2 separate regions of the Homo sapiens genome follow, and region 1 is linked to region 2. A link is an interaction called in ENCODE POLR2A ChIA-PET data of the cell type or tissue named here. Cell type or tissue: Panc1. All regions are shown on one strand.

Region 1 (5,000 bases), 360 kb before region 2:
GTGTTTACTTGAGGTGCTCCTGGTTTAATGCAGACGTTTTCTGTCATCATTTTAATAGCAGCTTCCAGACTTTTAAACCTCTCTAAGGTCACATAGCTAAGTGGCAAATATGAGATCGCAACCCAGTTTTGTCTGGTTCCAAAGACCGTGGTATTCCACAATATCACAATACTCACACTCGAATCTTTATCAATGAAGTGATATCGAGGATCAGCACTTTAAAAATAATCTACTTTCATAAAAGAATAAAGAGGATCAAAGTTTTTGCGTCGCCTGCAGGGACAGAGCCACTTGCACACCATTCATGGGGGATCCTAGGATGATTGCTGGGTCCACTGGGGCCCTGTTGCTTCCATGGCTATCCTTGTGATTATTAAAATGACCCTGCGGCATCCCACTGGGGTGGAGCCGGAAACGAGATGGCAGGAATGAAGGCTGACACATGAGGCAGAGCTAAGGATATGGACCACTTCTCCGTTCTCCTTCCCAGCTCCAACATGTGTGAAGAGAGGAGGACACAGAGGACTGGGGATGGTGTGAGCCAGGGAGGAGGGAGGCGATGTGCATCTGTTTGAAGAGAGAGGTCTCTCACTCAAGAGAGGTTTCTCTCCCTTTGACACATTTAGTTGAAGGAATCTGACAACAAACCACAGCTTTCTTTGTCAGGCTGAGTAGGCAAGAGCCATGTGAAATATTTTCCCACGCTGCTTCCACCTCCTCACAAAATGCTGCCTAAGTAGTTTCCATTTTCCTTCTGTTTTCTCCACGCTCCAGGTCAAACAGTAACTGAAAAACCAACGTCATGTTCGGTCATTGTTTGGTTTTGCCGTTTAGTGGATAAATTGGAAAAGTGCTTCTCCTGATAATTTGTTTGTTGCAAGATTGTACCAGGAGGCAAGCTCTGTACCTGTTATTGAAAGTTATTCAGGCACATGCAAGTTCCAGGTCTGTGGAGATTTCACTTCCCAGCCTCCTGATCACAGATTCCTGCGGGCAGGGGCCAAGTCTTCCTTCAAAGGAAGGCAGTGTAAGGAAGCACACACTTCCATACAGTCACTCAAGTTACTATCATTCATCTTATTCATAGTAAATGCATCACTACAAAGGCATGTGCTGAGTTAATCTGGGTCCCTAATTCTAAAAAATTATTATTGGCATTAGAACGTCTCTTTCCCTATGTGTTGTTGTTGTTGTTGTTGTTGTTGTTGTTGTTTTGAGACAGAGTCTCGCTTGTCGCCCAGGCTGGAGTGCAGTGGCTCAATCTCAGCTCACTGCAAGCTCCGCCTCCCGGGTTCACCATTCTCCTGCCTCAGCCTCCTGAGTAGCTGGGACTACAGGTGCCCGCCACCATGCCCGGCTAATTTTTTGTATTTTTAGTAGAGACGGGGTTTCACTGTGTGTTAGCCAGGATGGTCTCGATCTCCTGACCTCATGATCCACCCACCTCGGCCTCCCAAAGTGCTGGGATTACAGGTGTGAGCCACCACACCAGGCCTCCCTTTGTTTTTTAAGTTTGTCATTGGGTTGGGTTGCTTGCTTCTGGCCATAGCCTTTTGGAATGTCCAACTCTCGATACACAACCACAGCTGAGCTCAGGATGCCCTGAGACTCAGAGTGACAGATCTGGCCCTGATAATGAAGCTTCTCAGGTGTTACCCTACTCTGTACTCAGCCGGCACTTCACTGCGGCTCATGTGATAACAGCCCAGTCTCACGGTCTGCTATGCAACACTCCTTGGCAACCCCCTAAAACTCTGTTATCTGGCAAGTACTTTGCACTTAATGCCCAGAAAATGTAAAATCTCTGGACTCCCGTGGGTTTTCTGGGTGTCAAATCGGCAAAACTCTAAACAGCTTTGGAAGTGAGTGTATTAAATGTGTTTGGAATAACAACCTGCCTCTCATTTTTGATAACAACTTGATTTAGCTTTTTTTTTTTTTTTTTTTTTTTGAGACAGTCTCGCTCTGACATCCAGGCTGGAGTGCAGTGGCTCAATCTCAGCTCACTGCAAGCTCCGCCTCTTGGGTTCCCGCCATTCTCCTGCCTCAGCCTCCCAAGTAGCTGGGACTACAGGAGCCTGCCACCACGCCCGGCTAATTTTTTTTGTATTTTTAGTAGAGACGGGGTTTCACCATGTTAGCCAGGATGGTCTCGATCTCCTGACCTCATGATCTGCCCGCCTCGGCCTCCCAAAGTGCTGGGATTACAGGCATGAGCCACCGCTCCCGGCCCGATTTAGCTTTATTCTGCTAAAGCAGAGCCCATCGCTCTGGGGTATATGGACTCCACCCTACCCCCGTGCCTCCCTGGACTCCACGAAGACTTCCCAAAGGTGCCTGGCCAGGTAGTTTATATGAATACATTCCCCGATCTTTAGTTTCCATATGTGTAGTCACCCCAAACTGATCTGCCTTCAGCAGAGCTTGGGGTGCCAGCAGAAGCCCCAAAGCAGCTGAAGATTGAGAAGAAAGTTGGTTCCACTGCAGGACACAAACTCGACCTTGCTTTTCCTGGGGCCAAGAGACCTCTGAACGGATTTAGCTGTCCTAGGCCAGAAGAAACCGTACCTGGGAAAACAATTTCCAGAAAGCATTGTTATTGGTGCTAATTATTGGGTTAAACTGTCAAGCTGAACTGAATAACAATACTCTTTATCTGTCGTTTGCCAATTAATAAAATGGATATAATGGTGAGTGTATGTGTCTGGGTGAGAAGGGAGGGGGAGTTGTCTGTGAATAATTTGTCCCCCTAAGATTTCTACACACTGTCTATAAGTTTTTTTTCCATTTTAGATGACTGACTAAACTGCACTTTGCTTTAGAAATGATCAAAGGAGAGCAAAGTTAAGATGAGGCAATGAATCTGCACATAAGATTTCTCATTATCTGACTTAATCTCCTTATTGACCTCCTATGCAAATTTAAGTTAGAAGTCATGAGGATGAGCTCCCTCAACTCTCAGCCTCCACTCCCTCAGTGAATCGTACTTACTTCCTGGCCTCCTTTCCTGCAGTGTCTGTGGAATGCAAGGAGCCCCTTCCCCTGCCCAGGGCTAATCCCACCTCCTCCACTTCCTCGGGAACCCCATCAACCATCCCCCAGTAACTTTAGCATCTCTCTCTCAACCAGCTGTCTCCCACACATTAACGTGGTTCAATCTCTCCTGTCTTCAGGGAAAAGACCTCCTGGACCCAGTGTTCTCGTTCCCTGCAGCTGCTGTGGCCACTGGAAAGAGTAGCTCCCATCTCCAGGGTCTTGCTCTTCAACCCTCTGCTGTCTTGTTTCTGCCTCCCATTAAAACTGTTCTTTCAGAGGTCAGTTGTCAAATCCAATGGGCAGCTTTCAGTCTTTATCCTTCTAGGCCTTTCTTGAGCCATTTAGTACTGCAGACTGATCCTTCCTCCTGAAACATCCTCTTTCTGTGGCTCCCAGGGCACCCCTCTTTCCAGACTTTTCTCCATCATCTCTAGCTCATCCTGCTCAGCCTCCCTCACTGGGTTCTCTTCCTTCACCTGTTTAAAAATAAATAAATAAATAACAGACTATGATTGAAGTATACATACAGAGAAGTGCACAAATCGTAAGTTCACAGGTTGATCATTTTCACAGACAGAACACTCCACGTAACTAGCACTGAGATCAAAAGATGATGTGTTTCCAGCACGCTTAGAAATGGTCTTGTGCCCCTTCCAGCCACCAGATCCCCCGAAGAGTAACTACCATCTTGACTTCAAGCATTAGAGATGAGTTTTTTCTGTGCTTGAACTTTGTAAATGTAGGCTATGAATGCTCTGCCAGGCTTCTTTTGCTCAGCATTATGTATGGGAAAATTGTATTTTTGTAGATGTGGTTTATTCATGCTCACTGCAGTGAGAGATTTGGCTGAGAGAATATACCATAATTCATTTATCCATTCTTCTGTGACAGATATTTCCAAGTTTTGCTGTTAGAAGGGATGTTGTGATGAACACTTGTGTACCTGCCTTTTAAATAATCAGTTCCCTAGATTTCCATCTTAGACCTTTCCCCCTACATAGTCCCCTGGAATATTTGGAATATTTGGAGGAACTCTGGAATATTTGGAGGAGGTGATGGACAAAGATTGTTTAGACATAAAAGCAGTAACTCTCTTCTCATTCCCAAGAAAAACTCATGAAAATGTTCAAGTGAGTATTGTTTTTGCAAATAGTACTATTTTCATAAGCTAAACTTCAATATCTACATGTCAATCCAATAGTAACAACAACCTGAGGTCCAAAATTATTACAGGCAAAGTGAAATTAGTACCAGCTGGAGTGCAAGATTTTTATAGGGGAAATTCAATTAGTAAAATAAAATTTATTTCTCAGCTGATGGGCCCAATGATTCCACAATACCACTGAGTCCTTTAGTTCTATTAGTTTGGTCATTAATTTCTGCTCCACAATAATTAGAGATGAGGGGACCTCTTTTGCTGTGTAAATTTTCCTAGCAATGAAAGGTAGAAAATTGGGCATGCCATTCTTGCTACAATGACCAGCCAAATCAAAGCAATATGCAATAGCTCCAAGCCACATGGCTTACTAATAAGACCATGTCAAGTATGAGAACAGTCAAGATTGATTAATAAGTAAAATTGAGCTATAGGCATTTTAGGTAAAAGTAAAGTTCTGGAATTACATTTGCATCAAGTTTGTAAAGTTTTTTTAAGTGTTTTGTTATTCAATAATTCAGAAATTATTTTCATTTTGGTATAATTATCAGAAAAAAAGTATGAATTTAAATTTACTGATATAGTTAGTAAGCTACAGTTAGATATTAATCTTATTCTGTCTTGAGGAGGTAGGGGGAAATGCCTTACCCCAAATCTTACAATTTTAAGTTTTTTCTCCTCCAAAGATATTTTAAAATATGGGAATTTTGGAGATATTTTTTCTGGAAAAATTCCTCTTCTCTGTGCCAAATGGTTTTGAAATATCCATCACTTCTCTCTGATGGTAAACTATGTGATATTGCTTCTA
Region 2 (5,000 bases):
ACATAGAGACGTTATATAACTTGTTGTAGTTTTTGCAGGTAATAATAAGAGGCAGAGTCTTAATAGGAAACAGAACTCTCAGTTCCTAGGCACTAAAGCAGATGCTTTTCCAGGTCCTTGATGACTTCATGTGCCAAGTTGCCCTATGTCGTGTCTCTTACCATTTACAATTCATGCCTGAATTCCATGTATAAAATTCAAGAACACAACTCTGACAGGGTGGCTGTGGGTATGGGCTCTGGAATTAGATTGCCTGTGTAACCTCAGAAAAAGTCACTTAATTTTGCTGTTTCTCCTATTTCAGCATCTCTCAGTTTCCTCATCTTTCCATTTCTCCATCAATAAAATGGATATAATAATGGAATTAACCTTGTAGGGTTGTTATAAGGATAAAATGAGAACACAGTACATGGGTATAGTAAATGCTTAATAAACATTAGCTAGTATTATTAGTACTGGATAAGGACTGGATTGGAAATAAAGATAATTGATTTATCATTCCCTTGTGAAAGGTATAGTACAGTGGTCTTCAGACTATTTTCTGTGTAACCTCAGAAGTTCCTCAGAGCTTCCACTGAGAGCCGGGACTGGGTTTAATGGGTGAGAGATGACACCACTTGCATAGATGAAATAAATGGGGTGGGAGTGTGCACCAAAATGGTGCTCCTGTGCTGCTGTCTGTGGTCCTGAAATACAATTTGTTAGTAGGACCTAGCTAATTCTCTAGAAAACTGGTGGGTACTCTATTGCCCCATGTCTTTCCTCCCTCCCTAGTAACTCCTTGCCTATGACTAGTTCTCCCACCAACGACTATTTGGATAAATTGTTGATAACCTATTGAAGCATTAGTTTCCTTATATTTTAATATAGGTATTTTCTACCCACCCCCTCTGTATGTTCATGGGGATGCTCCCAGGTTATGTGCCATCCTATATATATAAACTCCTCCCTCAATGCCTGCCTGAGGGACATAGTCAGAAAGGGACAACATAGTGGCAACAAAAAAATGTTTGCCTCTGAGCTCCCTCCTAGTAGAGTCACTGGAACCCCAAGCCCACTGAAGGCATAGCCCAGTTTCTACTTGCAGAGTCCCAGGGGGCCCACATAGATTTTTAGCAATCATTCAAGTTTTTCTGAGGCCAGGATCAGAGCAGAGGCACTCTCTTCACTGTCTCCTGGTGGCCTACGTGAGCTGTCATTGCCTCTGCCATTACTGATGCTGTACCTCCTTTCTGGTAGTCCTTATGGTGGGGACAGGGCAGGGCACTCCCCCAGCAGCTCTTCCGTTAGATGCCTCGAAGTATTCTCTTGCTGTTTCAACTTAAAATCTTCTCGACCAAGGACTTGGGATTGATCTCCAGTGGAGCCTGGGCCAAGTGACAGTTGAGCCACCTTCTGTCCCCCACTATCTTGCTGAAAAGCCTTTCCCCTTTCTGTCTCATAAGCCCAGACAGTGCAATCCATCACTGTCCCAGGATAAAGTCCAGCCTCCACTGGGCCCTCCCCAGGGAAGACAGAGGGGATGCGCTGCTTTTGTCCTCTTTCTTGGTGTCAGGGTTTTATCTGACATCCTGCAGCTCAGCTACATTCCCAACACCCTCATCAAGTAACTCTCCTGGTGGCCCACAAGTGGGTCTCCTAAGGGCATCCTGTCAGCTGAGCTCCCTCTGGGATTCCCAATCCAGGATATGAAAGTTCTGCACCAGAGGAGTTCTCCACATTGATGGAGTATTATTATGAGGAAAGAGTTGGAAAAAATTTTCCTTTTCATAGATTCACAAAGCAGAAAAGCATGCTTGGTGTTGATTTGGCCCATCTTTCTGGCTCCAAGTGGGGTTAAACTCGAACAGTAATTCTTCAAACTTAGAGAGAAAGAGAGGAAAACACCTCCCAGAGATTGAAATGCAAAAACACTCCCTTCTAAGTTGGAGGGTTTTTTTTTTCTCCTAGTGGCCACACAAATTCTCTGGTGGTGCAATTTGAGTCCTTTGCCTATTGTTCTGTCCTCAAGGGGAATCAGAGAGAAGATCATAGCCTCTTTAACTATTTCCATCACATTGCATTTCTCTCTGGCTGAGTTCTTCTCCACCCCGCTCCTTGACACACACACACACACACACACACACACACACACACACACACACACACACACATTCCTACCCACATATTTAGTCCTAAACTGTAATCACCTGTGTCCAACTTGGCTCTTGGAAGTGAAGAGGGAGCTCTGTGTTTGCAATACCACGAGCGTATTTTCCCCAAGAGCTGCTTATGCAGCAATCCAGAAATTCCCATTGCTCTGCCTTTTAATTAGTTCAGGGAGTTGCAGCCTAACGGTGTGGGTGTGCTTGCCAGCTGTGCTTTTCGGGAAGTTATATCGTCTGCTGCTCCTTCTGTCTCCTCCCCCAGGGTTGGGAAATTATAGACCCTGCTCTCTTTACCCTGTAAAACCCCAGACGCTCCAGGACCTTTTCCAGCCAGCGCTCAAAGGCCCTTGGGGACAAAGGGCGACACTCAGATCTCAGGTCTTGAAGCCTGCTGTCCTTGAGCAGGGTGGCAGAGATGACCTTTGAACTAAAGGGATTATTTTCATCTGTGACTGTTCAGTCCCCTCGGGTGACCTACCACAGAATCAGTGCTTGCTGGGGACCAGAAGAGGGATTTTATGGCTTGAGGGGTACCTGCATCTCTCCCAGGCAGCGCCCTGTTTGTTTTACAGGCTGCCAGATACCTTATCTCCACGAAATGAGAGGCCTCCAGCATCCCCTCCAGCCCCACTTCCTGCGATATCTCTACTTCCCCACAGGGGCCCTGGGCTGGCTGCATGGCTGAAATTAAATCTCTCATCGCTGCTGTCTTTTTAATTAAACTTTTTTCCCCTTCATATTTTGTTTGTGCATTCTCCCTCTGGGTGATCACATTGCACTCCCAGCTCCGGTTTTAAGTTCTCCTAGTTACCAAGATTCAGCACATCCCCCTCCTTCAAAGGGTGGGTGATGGTGTTTTTCCTGGCATCCTCCCACAGACACTTTTCCAGCTCAGCTGAGCGGCTAGTGCCTGTCTGATTTGCCCAAATGGGTGGTGCAGGTTTCTACCACACACTTTGAACTCAAACCCATCAGGGCACAATTTTCTTTCTTCACTTATCTCAACCTTGGGCATGGATTCTACTGTTGATTGCTTCGTATTTATATACCTGCTTTTTGTTGGGCTGTTGTACACACACACACACACACACAAACACACACACATTCACTCAGTCTTTTGAGCAGAGCTTCTGCCAGCCTTCCTCCTTGGCACTTGGCTTCTCCAGCACAACGTCTCTCTGCAAATGGGGTCATTCGTTGCTGCTCTGGCCATTGACTCTAATCCGACAGCCCTGCACATAGCCACTTGCTTGCCATGTAGTCCCAGCACGTCACATTGATTTTCACCAAGTGTACCTCGGCAAAGCCTGAAGACAGGCACCAGCCTTGCTATGTTCCTGTCTTTTTCAAGGCCTAGACTAAGGCAGAGCACAAACCTCAGAACTCTTTGATAGATGATGTTTTCCACTACTAGAAATATGTGCTTTTGTAACCCCTATCTAGTTTCAGAAGATCTGCCTAATTGAAATGTTGTCTTGGATGTTATATTTATTTTTCAAAATAGCAAAGTAAATTAAACTGTTATTTTCACTTAACCCATTTTCTGTTTGCCCCGAGAATACTCTTGCTTCTAATCCTAATGGAACATCATATATATTTCTGTTACATTAGGATTAGAGACAAGTTCTGCTTAGAAATAACTCCAAAAATAGTTTATATATTTTATTTTCATACCGAAAATCAGATTTCCTTCAGCCTCAAAGAGCATATTTATGTAAAATTGCTGGCAGTGAGCTGCACTTTTATTTTCTAAACAGGAAATGGGTTAATTTTCAAAAGGTGTAATACATTTATGTGGTTTGAAACACAAAAAGTATAAACTTTTTTTTTTTTTTTTTGAGACAGAGTCTCACTCTGTTACACAGGCTGGAGTGCAGTGGTGTGATCACGGCTCACTGCAGCCTCAACTTCCCAGGCTCAAGTGATCCTCCCACCTCAGTCTCCCAAGTAACTGAGACTACAGGCACATGACACCATACCTGGCTAATTTTTGTATTTTTTTGTAGAGATGGAATTTCAACATGTTGCCCAGACTGGTCTGGAACTCCTGTGCTCAAGTGATTCGCCTGCCTCGGCCTCCGAAAGTGCTGGGATTATAGGCATGAGCCACCCTACCCAGCCAAAAAGTATAAATACTCTTAGACAGCAAAAATGCTTTCTCCCAGTCTTGTTCCCTTGTTCTCAGTTCCCACCCTGCCTGGATAACTACTGTTCTTGGTTTCTTGTGTTAAAGATGGATCTTGATAGTCTCGTACCAGATTCAAAAATCAGTCAACTACTTCAAAAACAATGACATGCTGGCTACTTAAATAGAAAAGGAGGCTTTTTTTTTACTCTGTCACACATTTGCTGCCTAGGATTGAATTACCTGCCCTGCTCCCCACCCTCAGAGCTATATAAATTCTGTCCTAAACTTTTTCTGTTTCTGACAGTCTCTACAACATAGCCTTTGTTGTACTATGAATTTTTATCTCAGCCATCTTTGTCTAAGTTTCTTTGTTTCGATGTCTTGAAGCTTAAAGCAGATTCTATTACTTGGAAGCTTAGTGAATTGGCCCCAGTTAATCAGATAAGCACTAAATAAATTCCCTGGAAACCTCCAACAGATAGACTTTAAAAGATCCAGCACAATCGGTTTATCCTGACAAGATTACAGCTGATACGGTGAAGATGGAGGAGACTCTGGTTTTCTGAATAACTTGAAGCGGACTCTAAGAAAGAGGAAGGCATCAGGAATGTGGACGGGCAGCCGTGCTCAGGCTCAGGCTGGATGTGTGCTGTGGCCAGCAGCGGCTCTGGACGGCAGTCAGCAAACCAGGCAACAAGAACCCAGCATTCCTGCAGTCAGAAAGA

The links. Peaks named below come from ENCODE experiments on the same cell type or tissue, not always from the same donor. Only the 100,000 strongest peaks of a DNase experiment are listed, where the experiment ranks them.
Region 1: POLR2A ChIA-PET joins it to region 2 with 21 read pairs; 1 of 35 experiments calls an interaction of 5 or more read pairs at or near these places.

The regions. Positions count from the first base shown.
Region 1 is chr1:94,127,074-94,132,073 of GRCh38, reverse strand. No RefSeq gene overlaps it. Among named protein-coding and RNA genes, the nearest start is that of ABCA4, 8.4 kb to the right of the region's middle. In Panc1, no CTCF peak of the experiment used is centred here; no DNase peak of the experiment used is centred here; H3K27ac peaks cover 507 bases.
Region 2 is chr1:93,766,509-93,771,508 of GRCh38, reverse strand. It overlaps a transcript of BCAR3 not described here. Among named protein-coding and RNA genes, the nearest start is that of MIR760, 78 kb to the left of the region's middle. RefSeq lists a silencer at 609-809. In Panc1, no CTCF peak of the experiment used is centred here; no DNase peak of the experiment used is centred here; H3K27ac peaks cover 2,467 bases.